2 separate regions of the Homo sapiens genome follow, and region 2 is linked to region 1. Evidence: read pairs that join two places in POLR2A ChIA-PET (ENCODE). Cell type or tissue: PC-3. All regions are shown on one strand.

What was found. ChIA-PET counts read pairs that join two places held together with the same protein. Peaks named below come from ENCODE experiments on the same cell type or tissue, not always from the same donor. Only the 100,000 strongest peaks of a DNase experiment are listed, where the experiment ranks them.
Region 2: POLR2A ChIA-PET joins it to region 1 with 5 read pairs; 2 of 35 experiments call an interaction of 5 or more read pairs at or near these places.

The regions. Positions count from the first base shown.
Region 1 is chrX:116,433,322-116,441,321 of GRCh38, reverse strand. SLC6A14 (solute carrier family 6 member 14) reads right to left here and starts at 4,716. Exons shown (of 14, transcript NM_007231.5): 1 at 4,565-4,716; 2 at 3,367-3,532; 3 at 225-356. The coding sequence starts at 4,612. In PC-3, no CTCF peak of the experiment used is centred here; no DNase peak of the experiment used is centred here.
Region 2 is chrX:116,314,119-116,322,118 of GRCh38, reverse strand. No RefSeq gene overlaps it. Among named protein-coding and RNA genes, the nearest start is that of SLC6A14, 120 kb to the left of the region's middle. In PC-3, a CTCF peak has its summit at 7,765; a DNase peak (open chromatin) is centred at 3,298; H3K27ac peaks cover 1,901 bases.

The sequences.
Region 1 (8,000 bases):
TTCTGCAGCCCATGATAAACAGAAATAAAAACATTTGATTTTTTAAATTCTGCAGTGGCAAACTGTACAGCAAAACAACAATAATGCATGTTTTCTTTGCTTTAAATTGTCAGAATTTTAAGCAATTTTTTGTTCCTCACAGTGAAGGTAGCTATATGCACAAATATACAAAAAAGCATGGTGAAGAAAATGCTTTAATACCAAGAAAACGCTTTAATACCAACCTTGAAACAATGGAAGAATCCTCCAAACTGAAACTGGACCTAAGCTAGCAAATTGTCCCAGTGAACACTCCAGAAAGAACAAAGGTAAACCAGCCAATGCTAACATAATTGCATAAGGTATCAAGAAGGCGCCTAAAAAAGGTGAGAAAGAACCAAAGCACTATTACAGCTCGAAGTCTTGATGGCACTTTGACAACCAGCATAACACTTTAAAAGCATCCTGATATATTGGAATCAAAGAGCGCTGGGTTTGGGCCTAAAGTTCACTGCTTTCTATGAATAAGTAGTTGATTCTTTAAACCTTGGATTTCTCATCTATGAAATGGGGATGCTAGTATTACCTAATGAGGCTGTTGTGATTATTAAAAATGGTAGAGTATAGAAAGTAAGCCAGAGGAATTGAGCGATCCCAGGCATTGGAGCCAGGTAAACCTAGGTTGAAATCCTGGCTAGACCATTTACCAGTTATGTGACCTCCAGCAATTTGCCTAACATCTGAATCTTGGATTCCTTATAAAAGGGGAGAACAATGCCAACTCAGTTTGTCATAAGGGTTCAAATACAGGGCCTATGTGAAAACACTTGCCAAAATGCCAGGCACATAGCCCATGTTCAACATTGGTTATCTTTCTTTCTCCTTTAAAAATAAATGGTCTATTTTTAAGACTTGGAGTTAAAATGCTAATGTGGCTCACAGTGTAAGCTATTGCAATTAAGTTTATTATTCTCCAAAGAGTCACAAGGTTCTTCACTCAATGTTAATACAAAATGTATTGGTTTTGTTTGAAGACTCTGAACTTTTGAGAAATACTTGTAGTTAACTTTCAATTTCACAAGGAATAATTCTCCCACACTAGACAATTCACCTCCCCCATCCTTTTAACCTTTTATCATTTTCCTTTTTTTTTCTTTCCACTTTTGGGGCATAGTATTTTTCATTAGAAGTTTTGCCAAATTATACGTTGAAGCAAGGGCAGAATATTAAACTTATTAATAAAACATTCCAGAAGAATTGGCAAAGTTTAATAAAGAATGTGGGGATCAGTGGATAAAAATGGGTTTTCAGATTGTATACATTTAATTTACTCATGTTACAGTTTTGCCTCAAGTATTTTTCATATTATGATACTGTAACATCATACCTAGGAATAACATTTTTTTCAACTCTCAAAATACATTCTACTAAAAATGAGTCTATAAAGAACTTGTTATTTATTCATAGGTAAGTGACTTACTTTAATACTAACCCTGGAAGTCACTAGACCATAGGGAAAAATATGTTTGTATAGATGTTGCAATGTACATACCATCTTTACTATGACTAGTAGAAGTTTAAGTCCTATGAATGACAAATACGAAAAAAAAAATACAACTGTTTAACTACAACAATAAACAAGCTTTACCAGCCGAGTGTGAACAGGTATTTTTTGTTAAAAAAGATTATTTTCTTCAGTGTTATACCTGACTTTTCACCTATTATATTATTTTATTATTAATACTATCCATAGATGATAAATTGTTAATATAGTTAATATAGCCACAAATTGTCAATACTGCAGACCTAGACCTTAAGGTGGTATGACACTTCTCTTTAATAAACTGTTAAAAAGAATATACAGATAAAAATATTTCCAGATTTTAGAAACAACTTTTCAAACCTGACCATATTTTTAAACCTAATTCGCATTTAACAAATTTTAATTTCATTTTCCTCTTCTACTCTTGGATGAAAGAAGGATTGAGAGTGCCTAGATCATCTATTACCCAAATGATGTTTTTATAAAAAATTGAAAGCCAATACGGCATATTAAATTTTAGAGGAAATGGTGAAAAAGATAATAGCATACAATTAATATTATTATTTTTGTTTTGGCTATATTTTAAAAGTTTCTATTAAAACTAGTTTAATATAGTTCCTAGAAATTTGTGGCAATTACTGGGCCTATGTATGATGTCAAGGCACAGGGAATTTCTTTTTCTAAACATGAGTTACAAGAGGCTCAAAATGATCCAGAATGCTTCTCTTTACCACACTGGACCTTAGGACAGAGACGGAAATAAAACTGTGATTTCTGATGCATTTTCCAGCTAATATTCGATACCAAGACAACTAAATGACCCAGCTTCTAGATAGGGGAATTCATGCTACTGACACTTAAACGGTTTAATAAACAGAGCTTCTTTCTTAAGTCTCTGAAGACCACTGTGAATATTTTAATGTAACCAATTAATAAGAAATATGATTGAAATATCACCACACAAAATCCTATTATACTAAGAAAAATAATTATAGTGGCACAGTCTCACTGGTACCCAGTTATGAAATATAGGGGCATGTCACCTCTATACTTCTAATAGAACCTGTAATTACGAGTAAATAAAATATGGTGTAAGTGAAAAGTTGTTTGGACATTACTAGAGAATTGTGCAATTCATTTTGTTTCCCTTTGTGTGTCACCTCAAAGTGATTTTTCTCTCCTTTTTCTAATTGAGTCTACCCTAATGATCTACAAGGTATAAACAGTGTTTTTTTGCAGGAATAAAACAACAATCCTTGAACTAAATTATTTCATTTTAGAAGGATCTTCTACATAGTCAGTCCAATTTGGAATACATGTAACTCAATATTGCAACTTAAAATACTAAACCTTTAATTACTTTTTAATCATCTCTTTCAACACTTAAGTCACCAAAATGTAATGCATTATTTTAGTTAAGCAAATAATTTATTTGAGCTTCTTAATAGAACTTATTTTTCTGTTTATTTCTGATTCAGCTATAAATTAAGCAAAGCACAACTTGAGTTTGAACAGATTATCACAGAAACATGCATAAATTAGGAAAAGTATGTCATAGTTGAAGATTATGTGAGATCTCAAATCAGAAGCTTAGAAGTGCTAAAAATAAAGCTTTTTATCAAGTTTATACCTGAGGATTTTGTGAAACTAGGTTTCTAACTTGAGCTGGTAACCCAGACTAATAATAAATTCAATATGCTTGTTTCTCATTCTCCCACTAACCCAAACTGTCAACTGTCATATGCCTTCCTTCAACTCGTAAAATATTCTCAGAAGCCATACAGAACCACACTTAAAACTGGAGGGAAAAGCGGGGGTGGGAGGGTGGGGGTGAAATAGAATACCTCCACCATTGCTGTAGGTCAGATATGGAAATCTCCACACATTTCCTAATCCCACTGCGTATCCAATCATAGATAGAAGATAATCCGATTTTTTGGACCAGTTACCACGGTCCTGATTCTCATCATTTTCACCAACATGGAAATTCTCTGATGAAGCCGACACTTTCTGGGGAAGAAAAAATATCAACAGCTTGCCTTTCTACCATTACAAATTCCACAGAAGCATAATTTCACAAATCCATAGAGCAACAGAAAATGGGGGGAAGAAACCCTGAAAACCATAGCTGAGGGGAATGCTTTAGAAAGTTGGGGAGATTTCTGCTGATAGCTGCTTTTACTTTACAACATTTACCTCTTAAAATGAGCAAAGTTCTGTAGGTAGATATGTTTATTACTCCATCAGCTAAGATTATTCAAATTTTGGTAAAAACGTTAAATGTGACAGCAGTGTGAGACACAAATGAAAGCAGACAAATTAGGTTTGAAATACAAAGGTCTTTGTCACACTGGTGTGAGGGAAAAATGAAAGTAGACAAATCAGGTTTCAAATACAAAAGTCTTAAAGATGAATTAGATAAAGTCATCAATATTGATATTGTAGCAGATCTTTGAGCAGGATCAAATGTAGTGTCTGCTGGAAAAAAAAACGAGAATCTATAAACTTTTCTTATGGCTTGATAGTATTGGATGTATCAAGTTAAGGGTAGTTTAACTTTTCTTTGTCTTACAGATTAAAATCAATGCCTTTCTAAAAGCCGTAGAATAATATGCAGAGACAAATTCTCCTGTCTCACCAGATGAAGTAGCTCTCTCTCCACTTGGGAGGGAGAGAAGGGACAGGGGTTCTCTCCCAACCTGCTCACTTCTCTGGGGTATGGAGGGTTCTTTGGGTCAATTAAGAACAGTGTACTTTTGTACTTTCCTCTAGCATGTGGACACAGTTAGGAGAGGGATAGAGAACAGGATTTTGTGGGTACTCCCAAGGCAGAGGATGAGGTGGCCCTAAGTCTTCTAGCTATGAGAGTAAGAGCTTTTCTTTCTTCTCTACTCTATAGGTATATCTCAGTCACACCTAATAGTTGAACAGAAATGTGGAGCACAAGGAACAGCCACAGAAAGCAAAAACTGAGACTAGCAACCCCCCTTAAGTTTTCCACTCTCAGGTCCTCCACACCTCCCGCAGCTCCCAGACCCCTACCTCCTTCTCCCTGCACTTGAAGAAACTCGGGCATTTCAACTTGTCCATGGTTCACTCCCTCGGCTGGCTCCGCCTCGCCTCCTCTTGCAGTCTGGCTGAGCTTGACTGGTAGCAGGTGCACTCTCCCCTGTTCCTACCTGCCAGAGTGAGCCACCTTGCCCAGGGGTGGGAACATTTATGAAGAGAAGCTCTCTCCTCCCCCTCCTGGGTGTCCAGTAGTGTCAATTACCGGAAGGGACTAAAGTGAGGCTCTGGTTTTTCCCCAGATAAGCCTACATGTAGCAATCTCCTGCCCCAGCCCTGGGAAAGGGCTGGGCTGCTGGAGAGCAGAGCAGTCTGAGCCGAGATGACTGACAGCCTTTGACTCAGAGCTGTGTAGGTACGTTTGCAATCTAGCCGCCTTTCCTGGGTCCCCTGTTTCCTCCTAACCTCGCCTCTCAGTCTGGTCTCTGTTCTGGGGCCAAGTGCTGATCTGTACAAGTGCTGGAGGGAGAAGGGGGCCATTCTGTTCCCCAAAATTCTCCTGAACAGACCATACCACCCTGGGTCCTCAGATTTCCCAAAGTTTTGCCCCTGACTAGAAAGCACTTGATTCCCTGGGGCAAATGCTGCTCCCAGAGGAAAAGCCCCTGAATTGGGCACCTTGAAAAGCAGCCATCTGAGATAAGATTACCCAGCTGGCTCTGCCTGAAAAGAGCAACTTGGAGCCTATGTCTCAGGCTCCTTTCTCAGCCTTCAGGACAGCTTTGCCTTTTACAGGGATTGCTTTGTGTAGTATTTCAAAGAAGCCAAACACAAACAAATTATTGAGCAGGTTTATGGGAAATTCTAACCTTAACAAAGGAGCACACTCTGTAAGAAAGATGAGGCCTAGAAAGTAAACTATGAGGAAACATCCCAGCTTGACCAGGGAGGAAATAATTATTATAATGCTGTTTACCAATGGAATGCCTTTTCATCAGGAAACTCAAAGGATTTAAACTCAGTCTGCCCAGGTAACAGATAGTGATGGTGGTTCTATGAAGCAAAGCACAAATTCATGCACACAGAGGAATGAGCAAATAGGCAAATTCTGTACCCTATGTACAGCTCCTTTGTTCTCCACTGACTGCAAGAATTTTCCATTTGCAATAGAAATATGCCCTGGGGAATCTTGGCAGGTAAGGTAGAGAAAAGTCCATGAAAGATGTAGGATGGTAGTAAGGAAAGTATCAATAAGTTTTATTTAACTTTGTCTTGAACATAACAAAGGCTGATGTGCATGTGTGTGTGTGTGCACATGTGCATGTATCAATGGGGAATTGGGGGATGGAGAGTGCTAATGCATGAGTGTGTGCCTATTAGTACTGTACACTACTGGTATGACCTAAAGGCTAAGATTAAACATAGAAGGGAGAGGAGCAAGAAGGGCTTATAAACCTCCTTATAAAAGGATGAGCTAAAAAGCAAATCCAATAGCATTTACTAAACGATCAAAGTCCCATATAAATGAAAGAAGCCAACCTTGGGGCACGTCAAACAATTGGTAACCAAGGAAATAGAAAGAAGACAGGAATCCTAAGGATAGAGAGATTATGGGAATCACAAGGTGTATTAGTTCGTTCTCATGCTGCTATGAAGAATTGCTCGAGACTAGGTAATTTATAAAGGAAAGAGGTTTAATTGATTAACAGTTCCACGTGGCTGGGGAGGCCTTGGGAAACTTACAATCATGGTGGAAGGGAAAGCAAACACGTCCTTATTCACATGGCAGCAGGAGAAAGAAGTGCCAAGCAAAGGGAGAAAAGTCCCTTATATAACCATCAGATCTTGTGAGAATTTACTCACTATCACGAGAACAGCATGGGGGTAACCACCCCATGTTTCAATGACATACCACTGGGTCCCTTCCATCACACGTGGGGATCATGGGAACTACAATTTAAGATAAAATTTGGGTGGGGGCACAAAGCCCAAACATATCACAAGGCAAGGGTATCTGTTATACAGGGGGGCCAATTTTCCCTGCCTGTTATGCAGTAAAGTTTCTATCACCTTTGAGAGTTGGAGCATTTAACACATAAAATGTGAGATCGATTTTAGATAATATACTTCTGTTTCGGGGTGGGTGGGGGTAGGATTATTCCCATTACCATGCTTTGCTTTTCATGACCTGGCTCCTGCCTGCCTTTTTAGTATCATCTCTTCCCATTCATTGTCTCAAACGTTTAGTGTGTATGTCACAGACATGTTTCTCACCTCAGTGCCTTTGCTCATGCTATTGCTTCTTCTGGAAATTCCCACCCTCCTCTTCATTTGGCTACTACTCATCCTTTAAAACTCTGCTTGGGTGTCCTCCTCCAGGTCTTTTCACAATAGTTCCTCCTCTATTACAGCGGACTAGATTTAGATGTCTCTCCTCTGTGTCCCTATGCACCATATATTCTTTTTACATTGTGTGAAATTACTTGTTTATCATCCACTAGACTACCAGTTCTTTGAAGGCAGGGAGACTGTGTTAATTCTTCTTGCATCTAACACAAAACCTGATGCAGAGTAGGCACTCAGTAAATATTTATTAGAAAATTTGACTCAGACAAGTAATTTAATGACTTTGTTGCCAAAAAAGGGAAGGACACCTGGTCTACAATTCACTCTCAAAGGCTCAAGAGATCCAAGAGCATATTTTCTTTTCTTTGGGCCCTGATTTATTAACTGATGAACAAATTATGTTTATGAATTATTGATTTGGAACTTGAAAGAAGTATAGAAGTTGAATGGGTGAAAGAGAGAGGGAACTAAGTAAACTTGATCACAGGGATATGAATGAGCATGGTGTGGGAAAACAGGAGAAGACTGTTCATTATTGGAGTAATAAAAAATAAGGAGAGAGAGAGAGAGTGTGACCACTCATCTGCCTTGCAATCTAGGCCTAAGCCACAGTCTGAAAGGCAATAGTAAAGTGATTGTTAACTTGGGCATGACACATGGCAAGCTCTGTTTTAGTTGTGCAAAAACACTTCAACATTATAATTAACGACCCACAAGCACTACGTTGTTCAGTGGGGGACTTTTAAATATGGGCCATCCCAGCTAGGACACACACAACAATAGCCATCAACCTGATTTGCTGTTTTTTCACACACACACACACACACACACACACACACAAAGCATTGTCAGCAAATGAGATGGTTTGCCTCTGTGTTCCCACCCAAATCTCATCTCGAATTGTGATCCCTGCATGTCAAGGGAGGGACCTGATGGGAGGTGATTGGATCATGGAGGCAGTTTCCCCTATGCCGTTCTGGTGATAAGGAGTTCTCATGAGATCTGATGGTTTAAAAAGTGGCAGTTTGCCCTGCACCCTCTCTCTCTCTCTTGCCACCTTGTGAAGAAGGTGCTTGTTTCTCCTTCCCCTTCCTCCATAAGTTTCCTGAGGCCTCCCCAGCCATGT
Region 2 (8,000 bases), 120 kb after region 1:
TATATTCATAGAAACAAGAGGACAAGAAGCTGATTATGATCACAAATAAATAGTTATTAGCCATAGGTCAGACTTCCGTTCCTTTCTTTGTGTTTTTGGTCTTGGGGCCAGAATAGTTTCATGTAAACAAAATAATTATTCTTCCTTATCTTCCTGTTCCTTTTGCTATATTAATACATATTTGGCATGCCCCCATATACTGTTTATGGCAAAATGAGATGAGTGAGCTAATTCAGATTAAATAGCTGACTTTTCACCCAAATCCCTTGCCAAAGACAAACTGAACTTTTAAAGGTTTGGCGATGTGAGTTTATTTTTGCATTCTTTTTTTTTTTTTTTTTTTTTTTTTACTTGGAGGCATCTTGGTATAATTTTACTTTCATGCATTTTGTAGTGGTTGGAAATGTAAGGTGTTTGGGGAGTTTATTTAAATTAGTGTAGTAGAATATTTATGTAAGCCATCTCATTTTTAAACATTACAGAAGGGGATATCAGTGTAAATGTAAATAATTCTATACATATTTTACATCCCTGATGATGTTTTTAAAGCTTTTTGCAAATAAATGTATATAATTATAATTTGTCAATTTACAATGATAAAAAAGCTTCCTTGAAATGTTGACTGTAGCTCAACACAAAGCATTCAATTACAAAGAAAGAAAAAGATCAAAATACGCATAAGTTTAGGACTGTGGACCAATAAATTTCAATCTTAGCTATAAATAAGATTGTTTCAGAAAAGGGGAATCAATTTTTTATTCTAACTCTCAATGTTTTCCCACAACCAACCAAAAATATGAGAATAGAAAATTGGATGGAATTACAGTACTAACAGTTCTACTTCATATGTTGTCGAAATAGACTTGAGTAGCCAGACACAAGTATCTTGAAACTTAATGGAAATAATTCAGGATCTGTGCCCTCAAAAAGGTTATCATATAAGGTTAGGCAGCCCAGATAGGTCAATTAGTTACAGTAATTTGAAGAACAAAGCCAACTCAGCTTGTGCTGTTCCTCTGTCTTGTTTTGGAGTGGGGAGTTAAAATGTGCTGCAAAGTTGGCTTTGGTCATAAAGAAATCTTTTAACCTGTGGGAATTTTTTCAACTTAGCTTCTATGAATCTTTATCATCAACAACATTATTGTCTTCACAGTAGAATTTCAAGGATAATATTCATACCTCAAAAGATGTACTTCATACATTACTAATCAATTCTCTATTGGCTCCTCCACGGAGATTTTCATAGATCAGTTTAAAAATTTTTTTCAATTTCCTTCTTAATTTCTTCATTGACCCACTGGTCTTTCAGGATCATATTGTTTAATTTTCATGTGTTCATATAGTTTCCGAAATTTCTCTTGTTATCGATTTCTAGTTTTATTCCACTGGGGTCGGAGAAGATGCTTGATGTTATTTTAATTTTTTTGAAAGTTTTAAGACCTGTATTGTAGCCTAATACATGGTCTGTCCTTGAAAATGATCCATGTCTTAAGAAAAAGAATGTGTATTCTGCAGCCATTAGATGAAATGGTCTGTAAATATCTATTAGATCCATTTGGTCTATAGTGCAGATTAAATCCAATGTTTCTTTGTTGATTTTCTGTCTAAAATAATCTGTTCAATGCTGAACGTGGGATGTTGACTTTTCTAGGTATTATTTTACTGGGACCTATTTCTCTCTTTAGCTCTAATAATATTTGCTTCATTTATCTCGGTGCTCCAGTGTTGGGTGCATGTCTATTTACAATTATTATATTGCCTTGCTGAATTGATCCCTTTATCATTATATAATGACCTCCTTTGTCTCTTCTTATAGTTTTTGTCTTGAAATCTATTTTGTCTAATATGAGTTTAGCTACTGCTGTTCATTTTTGGTTCCCATTGCCATGGAATATCTTTTTCCATCTTTTTATTTTCAGTCTATGTGTATATTTATATGTGAAGTGTGTTTCCTGTAATCAATGGGTCATTGAGTCTTATTTCTTTATCTGTTCAGAAATTCTGTCTTCTGATTGAAGAGTTTATTCAATTTACATTCAATGTTATTATTGATATGTTTGGACTTACTTCTGCTATTTTGTTATTTGTTTTCTGGTTGTTTCTGGTTTTCTCCTTCCTTCCTGTCTTTCTTTTAGTGAATGTGATTTTCTGTGATTGTATAATTTTATTTCTTCCTTTTTATTTGTTTGTGTATCCATTGTATATTTTTTGATTTTCGGTTACCATGAAGCTTGCAAATACTCTCACATGATGCATAATTTTGAGCTGATAACTTAACACTGCTTAAATAAACAAGCTAACTAACAAGCAAGAAGAAAACTGTTGAAATCTCTACACTTTAACTTCATCCTCTCACTTTTAAATTTTTTTTGTTTCTATTTATATCCTATTGTATTGTCTGTGTCTTCAAAAGTTGTTGCAGTTATTTTTGATTGGTTCATCTTTCACTCTTTCTACTTAGAATAATAATGGTGTACACACCACAAATACAATGTTATAATATTCTGTTTTTCTGTGCACATAACTATTGTCAGTAAATTTTGTACCTTTTTGAAATTCCTCAGCTTTTGTTTATCTGGGAAAGTCTTTATTTCTCCTTCGTGTTTGAAGGATATTTTACCTGGGTATACTAGTATTTTCAAATAGCCTGTCTTCAAGCTCACTTATTCTTTCTTCTGCTTGATCAGTTTTTCTATTAACAGATTCTGATGCATTCTTGAGTATGTCAGTTGCATTTTTTCAACTCTAGAATTTTTTCTTGGTTCTTTTTAATTATTTCAATCTCTGTAAAATGCATCTGATAGAATTATGAATTCTTTCTCTGTGTTATCTTGAATTTCTTCAATTCAGCTCTTTTGAATTATCTGTCTGAAGGTTCACATACCTCTGCTTCTCCAGGATTGGTTCCTGGTGCCTTATTTAGTTCATTTGGTGAAATCATGTTTTCCTGAATGGTACTGATACTTGTAGATGTCTTTCTTTTGGCCTTAAAGAGCTCTGTATTTATTGTAGTCTTCATAGTCTTGGCTTATTTGTACCCATACTTCTTGGGAAGTCTTTGCAGGTATTTGAAAAGACTTGGGTGTTGTGATCTAAGCTGTATTTGTATTATGAGTCACACCAAGCCCATTAATGTTGTGCTTCTTGCAGACTCATGGAGGTACCCTCCTGGTGGCCTTGGATAAGATCCAGAAGATTTCTCTGGATTTACAGGCAGAGATTCTCTTTCTTTTCCCTTACTTTCTCCCTAACAAAAGGTGTCTCTCACTCTGTGCTGAGCCACTTGATTCTGGGGAAGAGGGAGTGACACAAGCACCACTGTGGCCTCTACCACTGATACTGCATTAGGTCAGACTTGAAGCCAGCTCAGCACTGGGTCTCGCCCAATGCTTAGTGTAACCACTATCTGGCTACCACCTATGTTTGATCAAGGCCCTAGGGCTCTACAGTCACCAGGTGGTGAAGCCAGCCAGGCTTTTGTCCTTTTCTTCAGGAGAGTGATTTTTCCCAGGCCCCAGGTAGGTCTAGAGATGCCATCTTGGAGTTAAAAACTGGAGTCAAAAACTTTATAAGTCTATCTGGTGTTCTATTCTACCATGGCCGAGCTGGCCCTGTAACCATGAGAAACAGTCTTTCTCACTCTTTCCTCCCCTTTCTACAGGCAGAGGAGCCTTTCCCCATGGCCACCACTCCCACAGGTTCACAGGGAGTACTGACAGGCTACCACCAGTGTTCCCTTAAAGCCCAAGAGCCCAAGGGCTTTTCACTCAGCTTGTGGTGAATGCTGCTTGACCATCCTTCAGGTCAATGTGCTCCCCTCCAGCCCAGGGCAGGTCTACAAATGTCATTCAAGAGTAAAGGCCTATACTTGGGGACCCCAAGAGTCTGCTTAGTGCTCTACCTCACTGTGGCCAAGCTCGTACCTAAGGTGCAAGACAAAGTCCCCTTTACTTTTCTGTCTGCTTTTCTCAAGCAGAAGGATTTTCTCACCATAGACAGCACAGCTTGGAATATTCTGGGTCTCACCTGAAGCCAGCACGTCTGAGAGTTTTGCCCAATTCCTATGACTTACTACCTGGCTACTGCTCCTTGTTCTTTAGGGCCCAAGAACTCTTTAGCTTACAGGTAATGGATCCTGCCAGGACTTGGTCCTTCCCTTTAAGGCAGCAGGTTTTCTTCTGGACCTGGGTATGTCTAGAAATATCATTCAGGAGCTAGGGAATGGAATGAAGGCCTCAGGATTCTCACTGGTGCTGGTGCCCTATAGTACTCTGGCTGAGCTGCTATCCAAGATGAAAGACAAAATTCCTCTTTATGCTTCCCTCCCCTCTCCTCAAACAGAAAGAATGGGTTTCTTCTGGAGCCACAAGCTGTTTTGTCTGGGCCTGGGGGAGGGGTGACACAAGCAATCCATTAGCTGCCCCAGCTGGTGTCTCAGTAAGTCACGTGCTCCCCAAGTCCTCAAGTCTACTGGCTCTGAGCCCAGCTCAGCACTAAGACTTGCAGTCTTTGTGGCCTAGACTGCCTGTCAAGTTTAATTTGAGCCCTAAAGCATTTCAGCCTGCAGTCGTGAGGCTTTCCAGAACTCAAGTTCTAACCCTTGGAGTGAGCAATTCCCTTTTGGCTAGGGCTGGTCTGAATGATCCCTCTGTGAGGGCATCAGCTGATTTCAGCCCTGTTGCTGCTGTGACAGGTCAGCGCTGAGTTCAATGAAAAGTCTCACAATTGCTGGGTTCTCCCTCTCCCAATCACACAGATTTTTCCAGACCCCATTGCCACTGTGGGGGTATGAGAGATGGGTGGCATTGGCAATTTAAGACGGTCTTTTCTACCCACTGCAGTGTCTCTTTCAGCACTATGAAGTTAAAAGCAGGTATTGCGAGGGTTCACCTGATTTTTACTTCTTATGAAGGTTTTCTTCTGGTTCTTCCAACTAAGCCTATAAATAGCCTAAAATAAAAATTTACCTCCACATTATTACTTTATCCAGCTACCATTCAAATTTACATTTCTCTTTACTTCTAAACTTGTCAAAAACCAAAAGTTTATTTTCTATTACTTGCATTTTGTTAGCACCCACTTTCTCCTTCACACTTTGTAATCTAGCTTTTTTTGTGTCGATAGTTGAATTTGGTGTGCCTGTGAGTGGGCTAATGGTGGGGCTTTCTATTTTACCACTTTGCTCCACCCCCTCTCTGAAGTTTTTTTTATTTTTTTAAACCTCTCCTAACACCTAATTTCATCTCCACCTTCAGATGATTGCTACCTTTGTTACTGCAATATTGAAGCCATATAACATGAGAAAAGATTTCAATCTCAAAAGCATTCTAGAATCATAATCATTCTCTTTTCCTTATATCTCATCTCAGGTAATGGATTTATCCTTCCTTCTTGCCAAATAAAACCTATGACACTTTAACTTTAGTCCCAACCCTACATCAATTACCCACTGTATTAGTTAGGGTTAGGTTCAACTACAGCTGATAGAAAGCCCAAAACAACAGTGGTTTGACCAAGATTGATTTCCATTAAGATAAACCTAAGCATTCCTGGACTGGTATATTAGCTCCATAATCATGAGGTCCCAAATCCCTTATATCTTGTTCCTATTCCCAACATAACACTTTCACCACAATGTCTGTCTCATAAACCAAGAACTACAATTCTATCCAGTAGGTACACAGTCCAGAAAACAGGAAGCAGAAAAAAGGACAAGAAAAGGGTACTCCTTCCTTTTCAGATCACTTTCTAGAAGTGCACATATTTCCTTCTGCTTACATCCCATGGACCAGAGGTTAGTCAAATAGCCAAACCTAGCTTCCAAGGTGATTGGGTAATGTACCTTTGCATGAGCTTAGACAAAATTTGATGTTTCTATTACTAAGGAAGGAAGAGAGAGATATTGAGGCATGATTAGCAGTTTCCATGGCACCCCCCCTTTTGATATTTATCTTTAGTCTATAATTTTCTTCTGGTTCTTCCAACTAAGCCTATAAATATCCTAAAATAAAAATTTACTTCCACATTATTCCTTTCTCCAGCTACCATCCAAATTTACATCTTTTCTTACTTCTAAACTTGTCAAAAACCAAAAATTTATTTTCTATTGCCTGCATTTTGTTACCACCCACTTTCTCCTTTGCACTTTGTAATCTAGCTAAGACTCCAATTACTATTAAAACTACCTTCTTCTATGTCACCAGTGACTTTCTTATTCCCAAATTCAATCACTTATTTGTCCTTGTAGTACTTATTAAGTATAAATTATTGCCATGGAATACACTATGGTAAAAACTAAATAAACATGCCAAGTAAGTAGTTGGATATTAAAGGAGATAATCTTACTTCAGGGATTTTGTATTTTGAATGCAAATCTAAAAAGGTTTGCTTTTAAGAGACACATTTTGACTCAATAATGTATGTCATAATAATTTTTCTTGTGAAATGAATGCAGAGATAGATACTTTGGATATGTCTGCTTGGCCATAACTAAATAATATTTCACACAAATACGTGTGAAATTAGGTAATAAAACTTGCCAAAGGAAATGTTATATATAACAAAGAATTTGGCACACATTATTTAACTTGTTTTTCAGATCTCTGGTTTTCACTTCAATTGTCAATCTGCTTATATTTGTAATCTATTAGATTAGAGCCATTGGATTTTTATTTCCAATGATTCTTTCACTTAACTTTGGCCTGACATGACTACTACACACAAAAATAGTAGGAGCAAAAGAGAATTTTTTTTCTTACAGTGGAAAGCTGTATTTTCCTAAGTATCTTCTTAAAACCTTGCAATGCCTGTGAGGGAAATAATGTGAAAAAGAAGGACTCTATGGACATATAAAACCACTGTTTTTATAAGAAACCAAACTTTTTGGAGCATCTTGACTGCAAAGGTGAGATACTGTAAATCTGTCAAGATAGAGGGTACAAATTATGCCTCAAAAAATGTATAATGTCTAGCAACTGATTGTCATTAGAAAAGTTTCTCTCTAACATCTCTGATCTCTGTATTTCTGACTTCTGACTCTTATCCAGCAATTATTACTGAACTTCACATTACTCAGCCTTTTACTCCATGTGCTATCACTTGTCTGCCGATCTGGGCTCCTTTCTGCTTCATGGATTCATATCAACTTGAATTTAATTCATGTGTTCAAGTTCTTGACATCACAGTTGTACATCATCTCCTCTCCTGTTTTAATTTCAGCATGAACACCATCTGACAATCCTGGGTTCCTCAGCTTCAAGCACAGCAGTGTCCAACACTGGACATTAGACCTATCTACAAAGATTTAAAAAATCTGTGAATAACCAGACCCTATCCCCAGTATTCTAATTTAAGTGGACTGAGATGGGGATAGGTATTGGTAGTTTTAAAGAGCTCCACAGGTCACTCTAATCTGCAGCCAGGTTTGAAAACTATCATTCTAGCTTCTGTTTCCATCCAAAATAACTATAAAGTCTACTTAGGGAACTGCTCTATTACCCTCTCCTGGTACCAGGCAACACTGCCTTCAGTGGTTCCATGGAACTCAGTAAACTCAGATGCCACCAAGATTCAATTAGATATAAGATATTTATTTATTTATTCAACAAACATGTAACAAGTACTTACTCTTTTCTAACTAGTCAAAGAAAATTTGAATATAGTCCTTTTCCTCCAGAGCACATATACTAGTGGAGTAGGCGGTGAGGAAACAAATAATTATAGGAACGTGATAACTGCTTTGATAGAGACATAAGAGAAATACTATAGAAACACAGAAGAGGGAGCAATTATCCCTCTGTAAAGGTCGTAGAAGACTTTCTGAAGTATATTTTAATCTGAAAAGGGTAAACAGAAGTTTACCAGGAAGGCAAGAGAAGATAAGCACAAGGGGCAAACCAAGCAAAAACACAAAGAAAAGAAATTTCATAGAAAGGTACATGGATGCATTACATTTTGTATTTATTAATAGCATAAATTTGAAGAAAATACTAAGAATTTAA